Regions from separate parts of the Homo sapiens genome. Here all the other regions are linked to region 2. A link is a contact called in ENCODE Hi-C or POLR2A ChIA-PET data. All regions are on one chromosome and are shown on one strand. Each heading gives the region's core, a stretch centred on a gene start or an enhancer-like site at or near the end of the contact. The rest is flanking DNA. Distances are from core to core; before and after follow the strand shown.

Region 1 (2,903 bases), core at 287-2,786, 220 kb after region 2:
AGAAAAACAATCGATTGAAATATGGGCAAAGCATCTAAACAGACATTTTTCCAAAGAACATATATGAAAGGCCAACAGGTAGATGAAAAGGTGCTCAACAAGTCCTATAGCCACAAATAGAAGACTTCAAAGGTACATAGAACACTTTGGAATATTTTTTCAAAATAAAACTGCGTTGATAAAATGCAAATGATCTCTGGTCTCAGATTTGTCTTTCAGAGCCCCTAGGGGGCTCACAGAAAGCAGAAAATACTCTTTACCTGGGTATATGCAATGGTAAGGGGTGTGGCATACTAGTTAAGAGAGCAGGAGCACAGTCTTGGAGTCCGACAACTGGGGTTTGAATCCTTGTTCTATTTACTAAATGTGCGGCTTAGTTTCCTCATCTGTATAATGGGGAAAATAAAGCTGTCCTCAGGTTTAGTGAGAATTGCTAACAAGGTTTACAAATTATCAAATAGCATTCTTGGCACATAACCTTCTCCAATATATGGCAGTTACTGTTCTCATTATTAGTAAGTGACATATTTGGAAGTACGGCCTACAGTAGAAGAAGGCCAGTTAAGAGAGAATTCTCTTTGGCATGCAGCAAATGGTAGTAACACTTTTCTATACTTTAATTGCACAGAGAAGAGTTGGAGGCAGCGGCCTCTAGAGACAATGATTCATCCCCTCAAACCAAGGGCACAAAATGGGACATGACAGAGGAAGCACCTCTTTTCTCTATACTGCAAAAAGAGCTTATGCAAATTAAATGAGGTGACATGCAAAGATCATACAATACAGTTAAATAAGAGCTGACACTTGCTACTTCTTACATAGTTTAGTCTTCTTTCCCTATGTTAATTTTATAGGAAAAAATGAGTTGATAATTTAAAAATGCTATTAGGTTCAGATCTTGTCTTAGCTTTTCAATATTCCACATAATTCAGTTTGCACCTCCTGGCTATTCTGAGGAAGGTAGTTTTTTATATATGCCCACCATGAAATAGACTATTTTATGTTAAAGCTGAAAGAAAATCAGTATCTGCTCTGTTCAGATGTATTATACATTAGCCAGCATAATGCCTCATGGACATGAGTATGTAATACAGACACTTAAACTTTCCAAATACACAATCTGATATAGAGTGGGGAGTGGCAGTACTGAAATTAGACAATGCAGTGGGTGATGGAGTCAGAACTGAGTCTGAATCCTGCTTCCTCACTTACTAACTGCTTCCTGACATGAAGGGAAATGAAATGTTCTGAGCCTGCTTCCTCCAGTGCAACAAGGGGATAAGAGTACCTTTCTCACAGACCTGTTATGAAGATTAAACAACGTATATAGTGCCCAGCTTTATTCCTGGCAAAATAATTGGTACTCGATACATCTTAGTCTTTTACCTCTTGCTTCTGAATACAAAGAGGAGATCACAAAACAGTGTGGGATGATGAAGAGAACCAGCAGGATGATGAAGAGAACCAGGCAGCTCTGCTGTTTTAGTTGGCACAGCACAGCCTGGTGGGGAGGCCAGGACACCGCAGCGCCGGGCAAGGTCACAGGCTGTAAAGGCGATGCTGTGATGGCCTCTTGAGAGCGTGAACCTGGCCAGAAGGCAGTCGGCTGGCAAAAACCCCCAAGCACAATGGAATGGCATTCGTAATCATTATGAGGCTGAAATACGAACGTGTACTTCATGAAAAGGCTTTGAGATGTTTCTTATATTCTTAAGATAAAAAACCCTTCACTCAATAATTAACTTTGGAAGAGATCACTCGTGTACTAACCACTGGGGCGGTTTGTTTTCTTCCTTTAATTACTATTAATGCACCGATACCTTACAATAGATACATCACGCAATAATATTTTTAAAGTTCCTGTGCAAAATTGCTCAGTATGTAAAATCTATAACGCAAGGAAGCTGTCCGTCGTACAGATGCTACAGCCACAAAGAACTTTTTCATGTGGCTTTTTAAAGTACTGTATTGTGTCCAAAATATTTCCTTTTTTTCTTCCAAACTCACAGATCAAAGTTTCTGACTTAGAAATTAGCAAAATCTAGGAGTCCTGCACAAGCTCCAATTCTGTTTGTTTGTTTGCTTATAACCTCAAGGCTCTGGCATACACAGTCCACATGGCTGAAAATGGAACAAAAAGCTCCTGTGTATTCAGGCTACTGCCCTTTTAACCATACTGTAAAAGCAAGCATGGAATGACAGCACAGGAGAGGACAGAACAGGATCTGTGTTTACTTCATGCTGACCAGTATGAAATTCATTTATTTTATCAAAAGGTGAATGGTATATTCTCATCAACAAAATGATGGGGCAAAAGAAACAACAACATCAAAGCAATCAATCAAAATAAATTATTTGGAATGCTCTATCAATGTTAAACCAATTATCATAGTTCAATAAATCAGAGATATTATTAGTCATAATTACAATGCTTTAAATACTATAAAATGTGGGCTTCTTAGTAATAAATTCAGAATAATTTACAGTGTATTCCAAAATAATTCTTAAAATGAATTTAAATTACCTACATGATGCTTTTTACAAAGAGAACCCTTCAACCACTTTCTCAGAGTAATAAATTTTTAAGTGCTAGCTTCTTTAAATACACACAAACACACAGACTCCATTAACTCTCTTACAAAGTCACTGTCTTTCTATTCACCTTTTACAAAATAAGACTTCACAGTGAATTATAATTTAATAAGATAACTTTACACATGGTAGATCATCAACTGTTAAATTAAAATAAATAGATTTTAATGAATTTGAATGACTGCAGGCTTCCTTTGCTGTGGGTTTAAATATTCATGCTGCAGAATCTCTATTTCTCTTGCACAGTTCAGGTAACAAAAAGATCACAAGGAATGGGCTGGGCACTGTGCTCAATGCTTGGGGTCCAAACA
Region 2 (3,184 bases), core at 438-2,937:
AAAAATACACACACACACACACACACACACACACACACACACAGTACATACAAAAGCCATAAAGGCACAATGCAGTCATTTTTATCCTCACTTCCTAAATTCATATTAAAAGAAATGTCATTTTTGTATGTTTAAAAAAGAACTATTTTGTTTACCTTTTCCACAGACTGTTCAAGAACTGCCAAGGTAACACAGATTCTAAAACTGACAACTAGAGTACTTAGCAGTTGCCAAAACAACACAGCTGGATTCTTAAAGGGAAAGTACTCTTGGGTAATGTACACCTAATTACAGCTTTAGAGAACCTCCTCTTCATATAGTAATAGATGATACAAGACACATGGGAAACATACTGTGCTAAAAACCCGAAAAAATGTTAAGACAATGTTTGTTTAAAAATACATATGCTATTGTTAACACATCACAGCAGGCCTTTCTAATAGGGCATTTATTGGAATCCCAATCTCACTGTAAACTAAAACGCAGGTTAACACTATGTTATATTCAAGCTACACACGGTTCCCTGCTGGACCATAACAGGAGGCTCGCTTCACAGCTCCGGAATCTATTTCGGATGTGAGCAACAATTCTATAGTTACACTTTTAAAGAAAAACTGTTTTCTTATTCAGGATTGCTCACCTTTTCCAAACTTGTTTGCACTATCTCACTTACTTTAACCCTCACAGCTCAAAGGCATGAAATCGAGCCAAAAAGCAAAGTTTCTAACACAAAAAATATTTTCTGCGAGCTGGGATCTAGCCGGATGGCAGGGGTTCAGCCAGCGGTTCCCTGTGCAGCCCCTCTGTCCCCGCGACGTCTCCCCGCACGATCGGGCGTCCGCAACCGCAGGTGTCCGCCCCAAACACCGACCCCGCCACTGACATCTACACACTCACAGAATTCGTACCTAAGCGTTCCACCCCGTTAGACCAATCTTCTCCCAAAGCAGAAGTGGGGGAACTTCTTCAAGTCCAACAGGGCAGAAGGCCCCCCGCACTTGGGGCTAATCCCTTCGGGGAGACCCCCGGGCTTGGAGGGAAAAGGGGAAGGAAAGGGCCCTCAGAGCGCACCTTCTCCGGGGTCTCCCGAGAACTCCTTCAACTTTCAAGGAGGCGACGTCCACCACCGCCCCCCGGCCCCAAGGGGTGCGCGCCCGGGGAGGCTGCTCGCCACCAGCCCGCGCGACTGAGCTCCCCTCGGCCCGCCCAGCCGAGCCCCATCCAGCCCCACCGGCCCGCCCTCAGGGCACCCCGCCCCCACCTCCCCGGGCGCCTAGCTCCTCAGCGCCGACCCCGACCCGACCACCCCTCGCCGCCTCCCAGCACCCTACCCGCCTCCCAGCACCCTACCCGCCCCGCCAATGCGCGAACGCGACCCTGGCCCCCTCCAAGCCGGACACGGCCTCGTCCAGGGGTCCCCGGAGCCCCCCGGGCGACCCTCTCGGCCGCGCCGTCCCCCGCCCCAGCACCTCCACCCCAACCCCTACTCGGTCCCCTAAGCGAGACGCCGCCCCCCTCCAGCACTACCGGCGTCGCGGACTGAGCCCCGCTGCCCGCGGCCCTCACCGTATCTCCGGAGCAGCTGGCGGGCGCGCACACGCCGCAGCCCGGGCCCGCCACCAGCGCTTCGCGCCGCCCGGAGCCGCCTCTTTCAGCCCGGGACTCGCCGGGACATCCGCGCACGGATCCCCACACCGGGGCTATTTTTAGGAGACAAGCCTCGGCCAGACCGGAACTCGTTCTGTGCTGCGCGTGCGCACTACCTCCGCCGCCTCGGTGTCCCTCCGCAGCCCTGCCTCCCCTCCCTCCTGGGTTCCCTTCCTCGCTTCTCCCCATCAGTTTCTTTTCAGGACTGAATTATCCTCTCGGTGGGTTCTAGAGTAATTGGAATGGGAAAGACAAGGGTAGGGCAAAGAGAGTCACGGTGCTTGGAAGCGGGCGCTATTCCACAAGGACGTGGGGGCGGACTATGTTTTTCCGGGTGGGTGAGGAGACGATCACCTGGCACAGGAAGAAGATGACGGCGGCTTGGCGCCGGGGCCGCGGGTTGGAGCTCGCTTTCCTCTGAAGGACCGTGTTCCCCTGGAAGGGATACTGGTCACTTGATGAGGGCCCGGGCGCCTCCCAGGGCGGGGCGGCCCGGCGGCGTCGCGCCCTGCCGCCCCCGCTCCGCCGCTCAGCCGCCGCCACCTCCCTGACCAGCCCCCGGGAGCCCAGGCCGGGAGCGGCCCGGTGACGCGGCGCGTGGCAAATCGCCGCGCGTGGCCTCCAGGGCAGCCAACCCGGGCGGTGGGGCGGCGCGGCGCGACGGGACTGGGCGGGGCTCCCGGGGCGGGGGCGGGGCGCGAGGCCGGCTGCCGCCCGGAGTCCGGGGCCGGGCGGGTCCTTCGGGACGCCCGGGTCAGCCTCCTCCCTCCCTCCCTCGAGGCGCCCTTGGCCTCCCCGGGTGTCGGCTCGCCACGCCCGCATTGTGGCCAGGGCCGCACCTGTGCTCGCCCCGGGGCACGGGCAGGTCACCCTCAGGAGCAAGCACAAGGGGACTCTGGGACCCGGGCCCGGAGAGAAAGGGACTTGAAGGGGTCTCGAGGGCGAGAAGGCCCTTTCGGACTGGACAGCCGAGCTCCCCAGGTCCCAGGACAGTAGCAACCTCCTTATCGTGACTTAATAGTTTCTAGGATGCCTGGGGCGGTGAACTATGTGATGGACATTTTGCATATGACAGCTTATGTAATACTTACAAGGCCCCATGAAGCAGATTCAGTTTCTATTCCCATTTTACAGATGAGGAAAGGGAAGCTGAGCGCTAAAGTGACCTGTCAGGGTCACAGCTTCAGAGTAGGGCCCTGAGGACTTGAACTCCTGACCACTCTGCATGTTGCCTTTTCTGAGATAGGTGCAAAGGGGATAGGCTTGGGACAGCTGTTGTGTTTTCTGGGGCTACTGATTATGTTTATCGAGGTCTTTAGGAGATGAGCCATTGTTGGCCCTCTCATCCTGAAAGCCGCTCACCTCTGAAGAGTTTTTCGGGGCCACAGTGCCTGCATGTGCCCCCAGAGGTGCCTGTGTAATGGACACGAAGCCAAATGGTTGTTTGCATTTGAAGATGAGAAATTCAATCCCGCAGCACTTAAAACAAAGTGGTTGGGGTGGGTGAGCAGATGAGCAGAGGCTGTGAGTGGAGGAA
Region 3 (2,849 bases), core at 1-2,500, 240 kb after region 2:
CAAAGGCCGGAAGGCAAAAACTGAACAAACAAAAAGCATCAAGAATGGAAGAGAAGAAGTAAAACTTTATTTACAGATAAAATGATCCTTAGTAGAAAATACTAATTAAGGGATCCACAAAAACTCTTAGAACTAATAAACAAGTTTTAAAGGGTTGCTAGATACAAGATCAATATTAGAAAATCAATTGCATTTCTATACATCAGGAAAAAACAATTCCAAAATTAAATTAAGAAAATAATTCCATTCACAACAGCACCAAAAAAAATTATATACTTGGTAATAAACTGAACAAAAGTAGTACAAAACTTATATGCTACAAACTGCAAAATACCGTTGAGAGAAATTAAAGAAGATCTAAATAAACAGAACGATATTTCATGTTTATAGATTTGAAGACAACACTGGTGAGATGGCACACTCCCCAAACTGATCTGCAGATTCAACACAATCCCTATCAAAATCCCAGGAGGCTTTTTTTGGTAGAAATTGACAGACTGATTTTAAATATTTATTGCTGTGTCATGCTGAAATTAATGTTGTATTCCTGACACAGAGTTACAATGCATTCTTTTTGGAATCCTGGTAGAATCCTACTCTTTTCACACCACTCCCAATCCTTTCTACCCCTTCCCTGGGAGCAAACATAAGTCTGTACACCTTATTTCCTTAGTGTCTCTAACTTTACAGTTGTTTGCATTGTTTACTTTTGTGCTAAATACACAATACCTTGAAACTTTTCAGCTACTTATAGAGTATTCTGAAAATGATTTTATTATTGCCACATAGTAATTACTTAGATTAGGCACAAAAATAACATTATGGTGTCAATTTCAAAAGAAAAACACAGTAAGTCCCCTTTAAATCATAGTTCTGTGCTGATGCACAATGACCTAACCTAAAATTTAAATGGGAATGGGAAGGAAGCCACCCACTCCACACCAAGCTAGTGACCACAGAGAGTCAATGACAGACTTGATATTTTTAAGCACTTGCTTTTTCCGGTACCACTAAAAATAGCTCTAAGTTGAGCTCCAGAGCACACTGGGTTGAGAACATACAGAAATCCCCCTTTATCCGCGGTTTAGCTTTCTGAGGTTTCAGTTACCCACAGTCAACTGCAGTCTGAAAATATTAAATGGAAAATTCCAAAAATTAACCGTCCGTAAGTTTTAAATTTCATGCCATTTTGAGCAGCATGATGAAACCTCATTGTATGAATCAGCCCTTAGTCCAGTGTACCCGCCCTGTCTACCCTCCTCGCCCATTAGTCACTTAGTCATTTAGGGTATTAGCTCCAGAAAACGTAGTGGATATAAGGTTGAGTGCTATTTGAGGTTTTAGGCACCCACGGGGGGTCTTGGAACATACTCCCACAGATAATAGGGGACTACTGTACAAATAAATAAAAGACAACATTTCAATGCCAAATTCCATTTGGTGTACAGTAAGTCTTCCTTTTTATATCCATTTTCTTTCTCTTGAGCTGTGGAATACACATACTCTGGTACGTACAAATAGGTTCAAACCATAATCCTGTTACTTATTGGCCATGCAACTTTGGGTTATTTACTCAACTATTTAGATCATCGAATTGCTGTTAAAGAAAAAAGAGTAACACCTAACTCAGGAGATTAATAGTGATTAAAATATCCCATATAATTCAATAACAATAACAGAAAAGTTAGTATTTACTTCTAATTTTTCAGTTCATACTACAAAATATTCCAAATGTAAACTCAATATAAATACTTCTGTAATTGATGAAGTTTTTTATTATCAAAATAACTGCAAACACAAACATGTTTGTTAACTCTAACACAGAGAAAAGGGCTCTTTATTGGGAGATAGATGACTTTCAGAAACTGTGAAGCACTATCTTCCTTGGACAATTAAAAAAATTAAAAGCAATTCAGATTCACTTGAAATATTAGTCCATTTTTAAGGCTAAGAACAGCATTCAGGATGTCCCACACACTTAAGTTAACTGCAATTATCAAACAACGCAACCTCTTAGACATTCCTTGTAACAATTGGGATCGAATCCTAGATATAGTCTAAAATCATTTTTTAAAAAGCAGAATTCATATCTTCCTAAGAAGGAGTTTAACCTGACTCTCTGATATGAGGATTAAAATCCTTTAACACCAAATTATTGTACTTATATTTTTAAACCCAGACTGGTCACTGCAAATAAGCAGCCTAGCTAGAAAGGACCTGGTCTCTACACGTGGGGTGAATCATGCTCACAGACCAGGGAGCCAAAATCAAACTGTGGTAAATTATGCTTAATAATACAAATAAACTTTGATGCTTCTGTTCTGAGATGTTTCTGAGTGTACATTATTTTAAAAGGTGGGAAAGAGAATCTACAAAAGCAGTAAAAAAAGATACTGGCAGGCATCATGGACCAGAAATTGTGAGAAATTACTGGATGATAGAAAAGAACAGAAATTAAATACAGAAATACCACAGAAAAATCAGCAGCATCAACAAAGTGGTCAAAGCCTCTGCTAGCCACCATCTACCCAAGCTAACTCAGTAGCCTGGTTCTTTCCACAAAGTTGAATAGTAACTTAGCTGTTTATTTGGCTCTTGCTTGCTTTGCCCCAGGACATGACCTTTTAAAGGGCAGGGATTGTCTTGCCCACCTTTGCAACAACATGCCTTAGCTCTGTGCCTGGAACACAGGAGGCACCATTATCTCCTTGCTGAAAGAATAAACTAGAATGTGATTAATATGCTGTAAAATGGTATCTGGACCCTAATGGGGGTCTGAAGATAATTTTCCAGGTAAGAAAGTATACCTTTTAAAATCTTTTAATCACTTATTTTATTTTTTAAAAAGC
Region 4 (3,042 bases), core at 112-2,611, 130 kb after region 2:
CCTCTGTGGAGGGTCGGGGGGCACCTGCCCTGGCCGGGGAGGGGGAGTGAAAGAAGTCAGCATGCCTGGTGGCTGAGGGTTCGGGGGAGGCGCCTGGGATGCAGTGGGTCTCATCATGGAACATGAGGGGAGGATCAGATCTCACGGGCTTGAGATGGTGTAGGGGTCCCAGGGGCAGGGGGCAGGAGGGAGTGGCAGCTCTCAGGAGGTTTCAGCCCTTTCTGGCCCCAACTGGTTTCCCTTTCCTTTGAAGCCCTCCCATGGGTGAAATCAAATATGCTTTTGTGCCCAGTCTTGCTGGACTCTGGGGCCAAGGAGGGCAGCATTGGGGCTGCTGGGGGCTCCACCCCCTGCACGACGCCTGTCCCTGCAATGACTGATTGGCAGTGGACAAAGCGGAGCTGAGGATAGAGCAGAAGGGGCTGGCAGGGGTGGGGTGATGTCACCCTGGACTCCAAATGGTCCAATGCTCCCCACAAACCTGGGTGCCAAGCCCAGCTCCCTCTCAAACCTCTGTGTGTCTTCTAGGGAGCGAAGTATCCTGATTCTCAGCTTCCGCATCATTTTTCTAGGACAATAAAAATGCCCTGGAATCTGGGAATCTGCCCAAGGAGACAGAGTCCTCCCTAAATGTGCCATTTCCTTCTCTGGAGCCAGGAAGTAGAAGGAGAACGGAACTTGCCTCTTCTTACCCAAGTATCTCTGGGCACGCTGCTTCCCTCCTCATCTATAAAATGAGACAGCAGATGAATCAATTCCTTTCTTGCTCTCTTTTTTAAAGTAACGAGACCTCATTCCTGAAATGAAATCTCATTCAGAAATTTCAATATAAAACAGAAGCAGCGCTGCCTGGCTGAAGTCAGGGTGTGTGGGATGGAGGGGTCAGGCCAGGGGCAGGAAGCCCACCAGGTTGGCCTCCTCTTTGCCCTGCAAGCTGCCTCCACACCCTGCCATGAAGCCCCAGGGTGCCAGGGAGCCTCAGTGTGAAATTCACTCTGACGACTTAGAACTCTCTGGATCCAATTCAGATGCAGCAAACAGGGAAACAGCTTCCAGGAAGCCTCACCCTCCAGTGGCCAAGAAGCCTGGGGCAGCGTCCCTTGGGTGTCACCCAGCGAGGGTGGGGACAGTGAGGGAGGCTCCGCCTGCACACCTGGGCAGGCTGCGTTCAGGCTCGAGGTGGCTGGACTCACATCTCCCTCGCATCCTGTCACCCCGCTCCTCCCTTGCCGGCCCCTGTGGGCCCCCACCCGACGGGAGCTCACACATAGGTGGTTGCCTCCACGTCTTAATGCCCTCCCCCTGCGCGTCCCCAGGGCTGGCACACCCTGCAATTACAGCTGCCGTTCCCCGCCTTCCCATTGTGCCTGCCTCACCTCCCCACTCTCCCCGGCTAATTACCAGGTTTGCCCTTCACAGTTTCTGCGGTAATGCTAAGGCCCGCGCCCCTCAGCTGCCAGCGCTGCGTGTTTTAGTAGCTGCAGGGAGGAAGAATCGAGATGGCTTCAGCAAAGCCCTCCACTTTGCTTGGGAGAAGGGGGCGTTTGTGGGCAGGGCATTGCATGGGAAACTGCAATGTGCACTTGTTTGACCTGGATCCCTGGTTCAAATGCATCCCCTGGTCCCTGCAGGTCCGGGGTGGGGCTGGAGCTTTTGTGTGTCTCATCAGCTCCCAGGTGAGGCGTGAGGGCGCAGGGACGAGCACAGAGGAGGTCGGGAGCCCCGGGCTGGTGGGGGCGGCTTGCCCAGGTCTCGCTGGGCAGCTCGGAGCAGGTCCTGCCACCAATCTAGGGGTCCAGTCTCAAGATGTCCCAGGTTGTGGTAAGGACCCGAAAGGGAGGTGCACCGGCTTCTAGCCCAGGGCAGACCCTGTCAGGGGGGCTTCTAGGAGCGACGGGGATGCCAGCGTCCGCCCTTCCAGCCCTGCTGGGAAAGCGTCACCGTGTTCTGAAGAAAGCATCCTTTTTGTTCATTCCAGAAACATTTATCGAGTGCCTATGGCATGTCAGGCACAGTTCAAGTTCTGAGGATACAGAGTAAACAACAGGCAACATCACGCCTCCTCGAGCTTCTGTTCTACTGGGAGTCAGGGTAGGAAGAGACGACAACAAGGTAAATAAGTCAAATCCGGACTGTGTTACTGACAATGCAAGCTAGGAGAAAAAAGGAAGCAGGAGCAGAGAGGAGCCTGGGTGATGATGGAGATGGGGAGTTTACTTAAATAGGTGGCCATGAGGCTATCCAGCCTGTCCCAGGCGGACTTTTAGAAGACGGATTGTTTATAAGAGCCCAAAAGTATAAGTTCTTAAAAAAAATTAATTTCTGAATGTGTGATGAGAACACAAATTCCTCCACGACAGCCCTGTTTTTCCTGTGCTGCGTAGCTGAGCTCTGGGTCACGGCTGCCGAGTGCAGGCAACACTCGGGCAGTCCCAGGGCTGACCGACTGCGCATCTGGACACTGGCAATCACAGGGAAGGAGGCGAGAGCTCTGCCGGGTGCTTTGAGGCTGTCGCGTCATGTCTTCCTCCCCACAGCGTTCTGCGGGGCCTGTCCCCTTGGTGTTGTGGCACCTCCTGGTCCTCGGCTCTGCTCTTGGGGAAGAAAGAGGACACTGTCACAGGTTCCTGTCCCCTCCAGCCAACAGGAGCAGCCACACGTGGCATCTGCCCTCGAAGCTCTGTGGCATCCCTGCCGTAGGAGAAGTTACCAAGAAACCCCCAGAGCCCACAGGCTGGAGCCCCCCCAGGTTCTGCTCAGCGGGGAGAGGCAGATTGAGTCCAAATTTTCCATTTTAACTGGAATCCTAGGGGTTAAACCTGGCTGTGACTTGGCAATGGCCCCTTGTCCGTGCTGTTCCACAGGGGGTGTCCCCCTTCCCCAGGCCCTGCCCCAATGTGGCTCCAGGGCCTCTGCTCCCAGCAGGTCTCACCTGGGACAGAGGTGGGGGTGGGGCAAGAGGAACCAAGCCAGGAAGCTGCAGAAATAGCTCTGGGGGTGGGAGGGCGTGGTGCTGCCGAAGGCCGAACACCCACGCAGGGT

What was found. Hi-C counts contacts between places; a loop is a spot of excess contacts on that map. ChIA-PET counts read pairs that join two places held with the same protein, here RNA polymerase II (POLR2A). Pooled maps may share reads with other maps.
Region 1: a map of endothelial cell of umbilical vein shows a loop between it and region 2 (4-fold over the local background). The contact joins the enhancer-like site here to the promoter of MEF2A in region 2. A Hi-C loop is called at or near these places in 3 of 168 maps with a recorded cell type or tissue (CD8-positive, alpha-beta T cell, endothelial cell of umbilical vein and naive thymus-derived CD4-positive, alpha-beta T cell), 3 of 37 single-sample maps with no recorded cell type and 13 of 50 pooled maps. POLR2A ChIA-PET finds 5 or more read pairs at or near these places in 3 of 52 experiments (CD4-positive, alpha-beta T cell, activated B cell and activated CD4-positive, alpha-beta T cell).
Region 3: a map of chondrocyte shows a loop between it and region 2 (4-fold over the local background). The contact joins the enhancer-like site here to the promoter of MEF2A in region 2. A Hi-C loop is called at or near these places in 1 of 168 maps with a recorded cell type or tissue (chondrocyte) and 6 of 50 pooled maps. POLR2A ChIA-PET finds 5 or more read pairs at or near these places in 5 of 52 experiments (AG04449, CD8-positive, alpha-beta T cell, MCF 10A and 2 more).
Region 4: a loop to region 2 is called in a map of PC-9, with 4 times the contacts of the local background. The contact joins the promoter of LINC03080 here to the promoter of MEF2A in region 2. A Hi-C loop is called at or near these places in 30 of 168 maps with a recorded cell type or tissue (CD14-positive monocyte, CD4-positive, alpha-beta T cell, CD4-positive, alpha-beta memory T cell and 18 more), 2 of 37 single-sample maps with no recorded cell type and 27 of 50 pooled maps. POLR2A ChIA-PET finds 5 or more read pairs at or near these places in 12 of 52 experiments (AG04450, CD4-positive, alpha-beta T cell, CD4-positive, alpha-beta memory T cell and 9 more).

Annotation. Positions count from the first base shown.
Region 1 is chr15:99,342,623-99,345,525 of GRCh38, reverse strand. All of the region lies in intron 6 of LRRC28 (leucine rich repeat containing 28), which reads right to left. Among named protein-coding and RNA genes, the nearest start is that of LINC02244, 58 kb to the left of the region's middle. Within about 2 kb of position 1,536, at least 4 of the 41 ENCODE cell types and tissues checked have a DNase peak (open chromatin) inside an H3K27ac peak, as active enhancers do; they include endothelial cell of umbilical vein, where a contact is called at or near this core.
Region 2 is chr15:99,564,487-99,567,670 of GRCh38, reverse strand. It overlaps MEF2A (myocyte enhancer factor 2A), which reads right to left and starts at 1,687. Exons shown (of 12, transcript NM_001319206.4): 1 at 1,567-1,687. RefSeq lists silencers at 1,187-1,236, 2,077-2,516 and enhancers at 416-1,389, 1,390-2,365.
Region 3 is chr15:99,322,597-99,325,445 of GRCh38, reverse strand. The region is part of intron 5 of LRRC28 (leucine rich repeat containing 28); the gene reads right to left. Among named protein-coding and RNA genes, the nearest start is that of LRRC28, 73 kb to the right of the region's middle. Within about 2 kb of position 1,250, at least 8 of the 41 ENCODE cell types and tissues checked have a DNase peak (open chromatin) inside an H3K27ac peak, as active enhancers do.
Region 4 is chr15:99,433,530-99,436,571 of GRCh38, reverse strand. It overlaps LINC03080 (long intergenic non-protein coding RNA 3080), which reads left to right and starts at 1,361. Exons shown (of 2, transcript XR_007064775.1): 1 at 1,361-1,404; 2 at 1,979-3,042. RefSeq lists enhancers at 2,957-3,042, 2,198-3,042.